2 separate regions of the Homo sapiens genome follow, and region 2 is linked to region 1. Evidence: chromatin contacts called from ENCODE Hi-C data. All regions are on one chromosome and are shown on one strand. Each heading gives the region's core, a stretch centred on a gene start or an enhancer-like site at or near the end of the contact. The rest is flanking DNA. Distances are from core to core; before and after follow the strand shown. Region 1 holds the start of SLC9A2 (solute carrier family 9 member A2). Region 2 holds the start of IL18R1 (interleukin 18 receptor 1).

Region 1 (4,241 bases), core at 1,730-4,229:
GCAAAGTGCAGAGAAAAGTACGCATTTGCCTTAGAAGGTTCATAAATTCCTAGTAAATATTTCTATGCTATGTGAAAGTCAATCTGAAATCAGGTAACTATAATTTCTAAAAATATTTAGAAATCTTGTAATGTGATTAAATTCACACATCATTTGGGTAGAAGGGGGAAAAAAGACATGAGAGATGCCAAAATGTGAATGAGGGATCACTGGAGAAAACATTTCATGTAAAACTAGGAGAATTCATGTCCATCCTGCAACTGGCCTAACTGTGAGAAAGCCCTGCAGCTCAGATCCGTAGTGTGTGAGAGTTGTTGATTTCACCGTCAATTCATACATTTATTCGTCCAACACATATTTAGCGGGTACTCACTGTCTCCGGGCAATATGCTAGGAGCTAAAGATAAAAGAATGAGTTAAACAGACCAATACCTTCACAGAGATGTTCAGTGGGAGAAAAGCAAAATGATTAAGTGCTGAAAAGTTATGGGAGATCAAAGGGCATAAAAGAAGACCCCCCAATTAGTCCAGAAATTCAGCTACCAGGTGAGACGTCCAAAGGTCGCTAAGAAACCACTAAAGGATTTTAAATGTGTACACACGTTTCGCTTCTTGCTTCAGTCATCCCATGGGTGGTGTTATCACTTTCACGGCTGAGCTCCTAGTCAGAGGGCACTTTGAAGAAATAGCCAGGCCAAGTCGCTCTCAGCATAGGGGCATAATTTAACTCTTTTTAAATTTGCTTTAAGGGAAAGATGAAAAGAATGTCTTTTTAGACTAATTTCTTCGCCTCCCATTTACAAGAATAAATAAAACGACTTTTTTTTCAAATGTAAAAAAAAGTGGATAGCCTTTAACTGCAGTAGCATAGATGTATAAAGTTGAAGTGATACCACATAAGGTTTACAGGCAGTGAGGGCCCGGAAACAGATTTGTCATTCATTTTCTTGTTCATGATACACAATTATTCTTAAAAGTGTTGTGTGACAAACTCCTAGAAAGTATTGTCTAAATGTGCCCTCTCCCTATTACTATGTCACTAAGTTTGTAGAACTGCCTGATTCACTTACCAAAACTTTATCCTGCTGTAACTTTTTTGAACAATCCCTGTAATATTCTCCACTGCTTATTTTAAAGTAGCTGAGAATATAGCGTGCTGTTTATGGGCAACTAGTCATGGGGTAGAGGGTGAGATGATACCAGTGTTAGCCTGGGCAGGCCTGGGTGTGAATTCCATCCAGACACTTACTTAATATGTAAACTTGATTAAGTCTATTTGTTTATTTTTACACATTTCTACACTATATTTCTTCACTTATAAAATGGGTAAAAAATATCTGCCTCTTTGGATTTTTACGATTGACAAAAAAATGCAAGTAAAGTGCCTTGTATTGAGCTTCCCATGTAGAGACAGATACTCAAAAAATTTAAAAATCTCTTATTTGCTGCCTTTTCACAGGGGTATGTTAGGCACATACCTTTAATAAACGTTTCCAGTGAAAGGAGAAGGGGAGGCTGAGTTTTGGATGCCCAATGATTCTTCTCAAGATAATATCTTTAGTTTCAATTCTGTAGCGCTTTTGAAAAACTGATGCTTTGTGAAATATCAAATGAAGTAGTGCTCTGTAACATCTCCCAGAATTCTTCTCTCTTTTTAGCCTGGACTTGTCCCTCCATTACTTTGAAGACCCAAAGAGGACTGTTCCTTATTTTCTTCTATGCAGGTGGAGGATTTTTTTTTCTTGTACCCTCTGCTGACATCTCACTGATTTTCTATGTTAGAACTTTGAAAGAAAAAAAAAAAAAAAACGGCTTTGAAGGTCGAACTGCCTGGTGTTTGTTTAATAGTAGAAGCCACGTGTTTTGACACATCAAAGATTAAGAAAAGAGAAGGATTTTATTTCATAAATATCAAAGGGAAAACTTTCAGTTAATTGAATGGCAACTAGTCCCCTTTGTGCTCATTTCGGTTTCTGGCGATAAAGATGCTCAAACAGTGAGATCGCAACCAGTGAAGGAGGCGCTCTGAAGGACAGGAAAGGTTGGCTCTGCATGAGAAAGCCCTTTTAGATCCAGAAGAAGAATCACGCTTCCTTTCTTTTCCTGACCACAGCCTGTCCTGTAATTAGCGGAGCAAGTCAATCTGAGCGAGGCAAATCACTGGTTTTCCATGAAATAATTATATTTCTTATGCTCTTGGACATGTACACCTCTAAGCCTAAAAGCGGAGAAAGATGTTTTGGTTTTTTTTACGTGAGCTGGGGGAGGGAGAAGAAAAGTGGCAGCGACAGTGTAGCAAATGGGTGAAAGCAGCACAATGTGGCAAGAGGAGAGAACAGGATTCCGATTCCGTGGGGGCGTGGGAACACTGAGTTCCGCGCAGGGAGTTTCCCTGTTCAGAGCACCTTGTGCGCGAGTTGATAACTCTCGGAAAGGAAACAAAATTTGGCTTTCCTAAACTTTCTGTACGTCCAGAGAATCCCATGCCTTGTCTTGGCCTCCGCAGCGCCAGGCTGGGGTGACAGCACTCCTCCTCCACCGGCCCGGGCTTCTCCTCCGGACCGCGAGCCTGTGGCGCCTCCCCGCGCGCCCAGCGCACCGGGGTGTCCCCTTGGAGGAGCCTGCGGGGGCGGGGGAGGAGGGAAGGGCGCGACTCGTGGGTCGCGCTGGTTCCTTCACTGGATGGACGTCCGACGCTGCCTCCGGGGCGGAGACAGCTCCGGCCACCATGCGCCCGTTGCGGCGATTCCACCCACAGTTCGCTGGCTCTGGGGGTGGCGGGTCTTGGCGCGCGGTGCCTGCGCGAAGGGAGGGCAGCCATCGCCCCCGCGGTCACTGGGGCCCCGCGTTCCCCGCGGGCTCGGGCAGGTGCGCGGTGTGCCGGCCAGGTCCCCTTGTCCTCCTGCCCTGCGGCTTGGGCGCCGCGCCCGCCCCGCCCCCGCCCGCGGGCCGCCCTGGGCAGGGCCTGCCGCTGCGGCTGGAGAGCAGCGCACCGGCATGGGCAGGCGGCCGGCGGCGGAGGGCGGCTGAGGGCTGCTGAGGGTACGCGCAGCGGCCTCTCGTCGCCCTGCACGTGCCTCGCCAGGCAGTGCGCCTGCTCGCAGCGAGGACCTAGCCCTCTGGTTGCAGAGACCCGGTGCCGCAGCAGCGGCGGGTGGCTGTCGCTGCCCTGCCCTGCACGGGGCAGGGCGGAGCGGGCTGAGCAGCCCGGGCGCGATGCGTTGAGCGCTCGGAGGGCCAACCGCCGGTCCCCTTGGCGGCAACCGGCGGCACCCATGGAACCACTGGGCAACTGGAGGAGCCTGCGGGCGCCACTGCCTCCGATGCTGTTGCTGCTGCTCCTGCAGGTGGCGGGGCCCGTGGGCGCCCTGGCGGAGACCTTGCTGAACGCGCCGAGGGCCATGGGCACCAGTTCCAGCCCGCCTAGCCCTGCGAGCGTGGTGGCTCCCGGAACGACGCTGTTCGAGGAGAGCCGGCTGCCTGTGTTTACGCTGGATTACCCCCACGTGCAGATCCCCTTCGAGATCACCCTTTGGATCCTGCTGGCCTCCCTGGCCAAGATTGGTGAGCGAACTGGACTTGTGGGGAATGGGAGGGGGCGATCTCGGGGGGACACCTGGAGGGTGACCGGGTCAGCCAGCTGACCTCTAGATAGTGACCGCCTCATCTTGAATCAGGGCAGGGACGACAGATGGAGCAGCTTCTTCTGGTTGAAAAGGACCCTTGGAAGAGCAGTTTCGCGTTTTGGTTCTTAAGGGAACATTGGCCTTGAAATGGCCCCAAGTGTAAGTTCTACAAACTCAGCGATTGCTGCTTACTTCTGCCGCACGGAACGCCAAGTTTGTCAGCTCTCTGCTTAAGTTGAGTGAGATCTGTTTATTGAAGTGTACCAGTCTCACCTGCAGGGAGAGAGGTGCCGACGAACCCCGGAGCTATGCATAATGTGGTTAAAACCCTGGATGCTACAGGAGAGAGGCGCCTTGGCAGTGACACAGACCCTGCTGTGCGCCTGACTAATGAGGTGCATGGAAGGGGACCAGGGACACCTGAGTGCTTGCAGCTGCAATAGGAACGCCCTTTCTCCTCCCTCTATTGGGTTGAGGCTGTCACTCTCCAGGAAGCTTTTGCTTCGGGGTGGCTGAGGCCAGTGAGGTGAGATGCATATTTAAAAATAATTAACTCTGGGCCCAGGACAATGGCCCAGCCTGTAATCCCAGCACACTGGGAGGCCCAGACGTGAG
Region 2 (4,164 bases), core at 440-2,939, 260 kb before region 1:
TTAGTCTACTTTCTATTTTGTATGTTTGTATGTTTCTGTGAATATCACATTGCCATAATTACTATTGCCTTATTATAAATCCTCAAGTCAGTATAAGTCTCTCAACTTTGTTCATCTTTGTCAAGATTGCCCAGACAGGCCGGGCAGGTGGCTCACCCCTGTAATTTCAACACTTTGGGAGGCTGAAATGGGTGGATCACCTGAGGTCGAGAGTTCAAAACCAGCCTGACCAACACGGAGAAACCCTGTCTCTACTAAAAATACAAAAGTAGCCAGGCGTGATAGTGCATGCCTGTAATCCCAGCTACTCGGGCGGCTGAGGCAGGAGAATCGCTTGAACCCGGGAGGCGGAGGTTGCAGTGAGCCGAGATCGCGTCATTGCACTCACTCCAGCCTGGGCAAGAAGAGCAAAACTCCGTCTCTGTCCGGACAATCCTAGATTATTTGCATTTTCATATGAATTTTAGAAACAGCTTCTTAATTTCTTTGAAAAATTTTCCTGGGATTTGGATTGAATTGTATTAAATATATAGATTCTGTAATATATAGAGTCTAAAAATATACAGTGTGGAGAATAGATGTCTTAAGTCTTCCAATCCGTAAACGTGGTATATCCCTTTATTACTTAGATGTTTCATCTCTGTTAGCAATATTTTGTAGTTTTCACAGGAGATATCTCATATATTATCCAATGAATTTATACTTTGGTATTTTGATTTTTAAATGCTATGGTAAATGGCATTTTTAACAAACTTCACTTTTCAAGTTTCCATCTCTAATATATAGAATTGCTATTGATTTTTATATTCCATGATCTTGATAAACTTAATATTTCCAGTAGTTTTTTTTTTTGTAGATTTCAAAAGTTGGTCTACATATAATTATGCTCTCTGTTAAAACCAGTAGTTTTAATTCTTTCTTCTCAATCTTTATGCTTTCTAATTTTATTTTTATTTCTTCACTTGTTGCAAAGCAGTTGTCCCAGGTGGGAGCCAAAATCCTTATCTCATTACTAATCTTAGGAAAAAGTAAAATGTTTCACTATTATGAGGTCACCTGTAGGTTTCTTATAGATGTTCTTTATCAGATTAAGAAAGATCATTTCTACTCTCGGTTTTCTGATCGTTATTAATTCAGAAAGGGTGTTGAATTTTGCCAGATGCTTTTATTTGCATTTATTGAGATAATTACATATTTTTATTTATTATGTGGTGAATTATCTAAATTGGGTAAAAAGAATTAAAATCATTGTCCAATTGAACATTTTGCCTGTCGGCTATGGGTTTCCCTTTTCCTTTGGTTAAATAACAGTTCTGCCACAAAATAAAAATCTAGAAACACACATTCCCCTTTGGCCTCCTTAAAAAAAATTAAAACTTCAACAATTGCACCCCTCTCTATTACTTCCCTATAGTGAACTCCCATCCTTCTGGGAAAGCAAAAAGCCTGGGGCGCATTTGTGTACTTGAGACGCGGAGCCCCTCTCACCTTCGGCATCCCCCGGGGACCCCTCTTCCACCCTCAGCCCTCCCCTCCTCTTCCTCTGAAGAGCCGGGCGGCCGCTGCGGCCAGCGGTCCTCCCTCCTGGCATCCTCTGCTGTGAACCGCGGCCTGCAGGGTGCTTGCGAGCGGCCCGGGCGCGCCCCCTTCCGGCCCCGCAGGTCACCCGGCTACAGCCCGGGTTTTCCCGGGACCCGCGCCGCGCGGCTGGGCAGGAAGCGCCAGACGCCTGGGGCCCACGCCGTCCGCGGGAAAAGGGCAAGGCGCTGGGTTTTCCAGCAGCAACCTTTGGACCCCGCGATCCAGTAGCTCCGGTAACTCCACGCGGGGCGTCTGGGTGGAGGAGCCGGTCCTGGAGCACGGCTGCGAGGAGCACCCGGACCGGAGGGTCCCCAGACCGGGACCTCCGAGTCAGGGAGGATTCTACGCCAGGGAGCGCCCCAGACTGAGAGCGCCCCAGACCGCTACACTCCCGGACCCGGAGCTTCGCCCGACCGCGGGCAGTGCCCACCTGCAGCCTCCACCGGCCGGGGTTAGCAGCCAGGAGCTGCCAGACGCCTGACATTCTTCTTTCTGTTCCTACTTTTTTTCCTTCTTCTTCTTTTTTTTTTTTTTTGTAGCCCTCTCTGGGTGCCTTATCTCTTTAATCACACCTCTCTTTCACTTTCCACGGTAGTCAGGAGGCGGAGATCGCTGCTTCTCACCTACTTTCTGAACTTGGCCTCCGCAGTCGCGACCTGGCGTGAAGGAGGAGCTGCCGCCCCCGCCCCAGCCTCGGGGACGCCTCTCTGAAGGTAAGGGTGGGCTCCGCTGCCACCCGCATCCCCTCCCCACCCCCCAGAGGAAGGGAAGACCACCATCCGGGGAGGGATTCTCAAAACAAGATCAATTAAGAGAGAGAGAGAGATAGTGTGTGTGTGAATACGTGTGAATAATTGATGAGACAGCATCCTGTCTTTCTCTGAAAGTATAGTTTTAGAAATTAAGACATCCCCAATTATTTTCTGGAGAGGTGAGAACGACTGAAATAAATGATAACAATAGTTGTCATTTTTTAAGTGCTTACTGTGTGCCTGACACTGTAGAAAATTTTTAGATATCTTATTTTCACTTAATCCTCCTAAGGGCCACATGAAATAGGAACTATTATTATGCTTTAATAAAAGGGAGGAGGAATTCCGTCATTTACCCAAGAGTATCCAGCTACTAAGTAGTAGATCCCAGATCCACACCTACAGTTTTTCTGATTCCAGAGCCTTTGTCTTTTTTCTGCCCAGCCTTGGGAAGTTAAAATGCCCAGCACCTTGCATCGCAGTTATCAGACAAATTAATGAGGTGTCAATTGCAGCCAGATACAGAGATCCAAGATTATTGTATTCATTTCACTGACTTCCCTTGCTTCATTCTCAAGACCCTTTGCAAATACTGATTTTGTGTCATACACAGTGCTGCTATTGGGAGCACACCTCTCAACCTCAGGGCCTTGGATGGGCTAGGAGGGGTAAATTTGGGGAATTGGGTTTGTGCAGGTTCTGGGGACAGTGTTTTCCCTCTCCCTGCACAAATATACATCCAAAGGCTGAGAACTAAGGCTAAGGCCTAGGAATGTGGATTGAAAAGGCAGGGTCTAAATCCCAGCACTTGGGAGGCTGAGGTGGGCGGATCATGAGGTCAGGAGATCGAGACCATCCTGGCTAACATGGTGAAACCCCGTCTCTACTAAAAATACAGAAAATTAGCCAGGCATGGTGGCATGCATCTGTAATCCCAGCTACTCGGGAGGCTGAGGCAGGAGAATCCCTTGAACCTGGGAGGCAGAGGTTGCAGTGAGCAGAGATTGTGCCACTGCACTCCAGCCTGGGCGACAGAGTGAGACTCTATCTCAAAAAAAAAAAAGAAAAAAAAGAAAAGGCAGGGTCCCTGCCTTCAGGGACCTCACCAGAGAGTGGGAGCTAGTCCAGGAGTGATGGAAACACCTGCAGAGTGATGGAGACGGGCTTGGACATAGGCATGTGCCATTTGGGGCTGTTGCAGTTGGAGAGCTTCCTTGAGAAGGCAAATACTGAGCCAAGTTGAAAGGACTCTAGGGACCTGGCATCTGGGATAAGTGGGGAGGGTGGCCCAGGTAGCACAGGCATAGGCAGATTTGGGGGGAAGCATAAGGCTAACAACAGACACTTGTGTGACAAGGACTATGAGGTGGCATTGATTTTCTTGGCCTTACAGATGAGAAGCCAGATTCCACACAAATTATTTTGTTTGTTAGAGTTTAAGCGTGTGTGTGTGTGTGTATGTTATGCCCCAAGATCATTTTCTCCTCTTTGCATTTGGTTGTTTTATCATCTCACAGGCTGAGTAAAACGACTATGCATGGAACACTGTAGAAGAAAAATTATATTAAAAAAAAACTGGTGTTATGATTTTCATCCAGGCATTTTGTCTCAGGAGTTGCTCGATTGTATGTGTTGCTAATGAGTGATTTATATTGAGGCATCTACATTGATTCATGTGTGTCCTTGTGAATAGCTGTAATCTGAGGCTGGCCATTTCACTTCCTCAAATCTCAGGTTCCTCATTAGAAAGAGCTTTGAAATGGCTCTTTCCCTGTACATTATGTGTTTCTGTGAATTACTTTTAGAGAAAGGTCAGTTTCTCAGGGTGGGA

Evidence for each region. Hi-C counts contacts between places; a loop is a spot of excess contacts on that map. Pooled maps may share reads with other maps.
Region 2: a loop to region 1 is called in a map of PC-9, with 5 times the contacts of the local background. The contact joins the promoter of IL18R1 here to the promoter of SLC9A2 in region 1. A Hi-C loop is called at or near these places in 1 of 168 maps with a recorded cell type or tissue (PC-9), 2 of 37 single-sample maps with no recorded cell type and 7 of 50 pooled maps.

Annotation. Positions count from the first base shown.
Region 1 is chr2:102,616,574-102,620,814 of GRCh38, forward strand. SLC9A2 (solute carrier family 9 member A2) reads left to right here and starts at 2,980. Exons shown (of 12, transcript NM_003048.6): 1 at 2,980-3,564. The coding sequence starts at 3,276. RefSeq lists a silencer at 2,588-2,697.
Region 2 is chr2:102,354,107-102,358,270 of GRCh38, forward strand. IL18R1 (interleukin 18 receptor 1) reads left to right here and starts at 1,690. Exons shown (of 11, transcript NM_003855.5): 1 at 1,690-2,294. RefSeq lists an enhancer at 1,459-1,960 and silencers at 1,555-1,664, 1,685-1,744.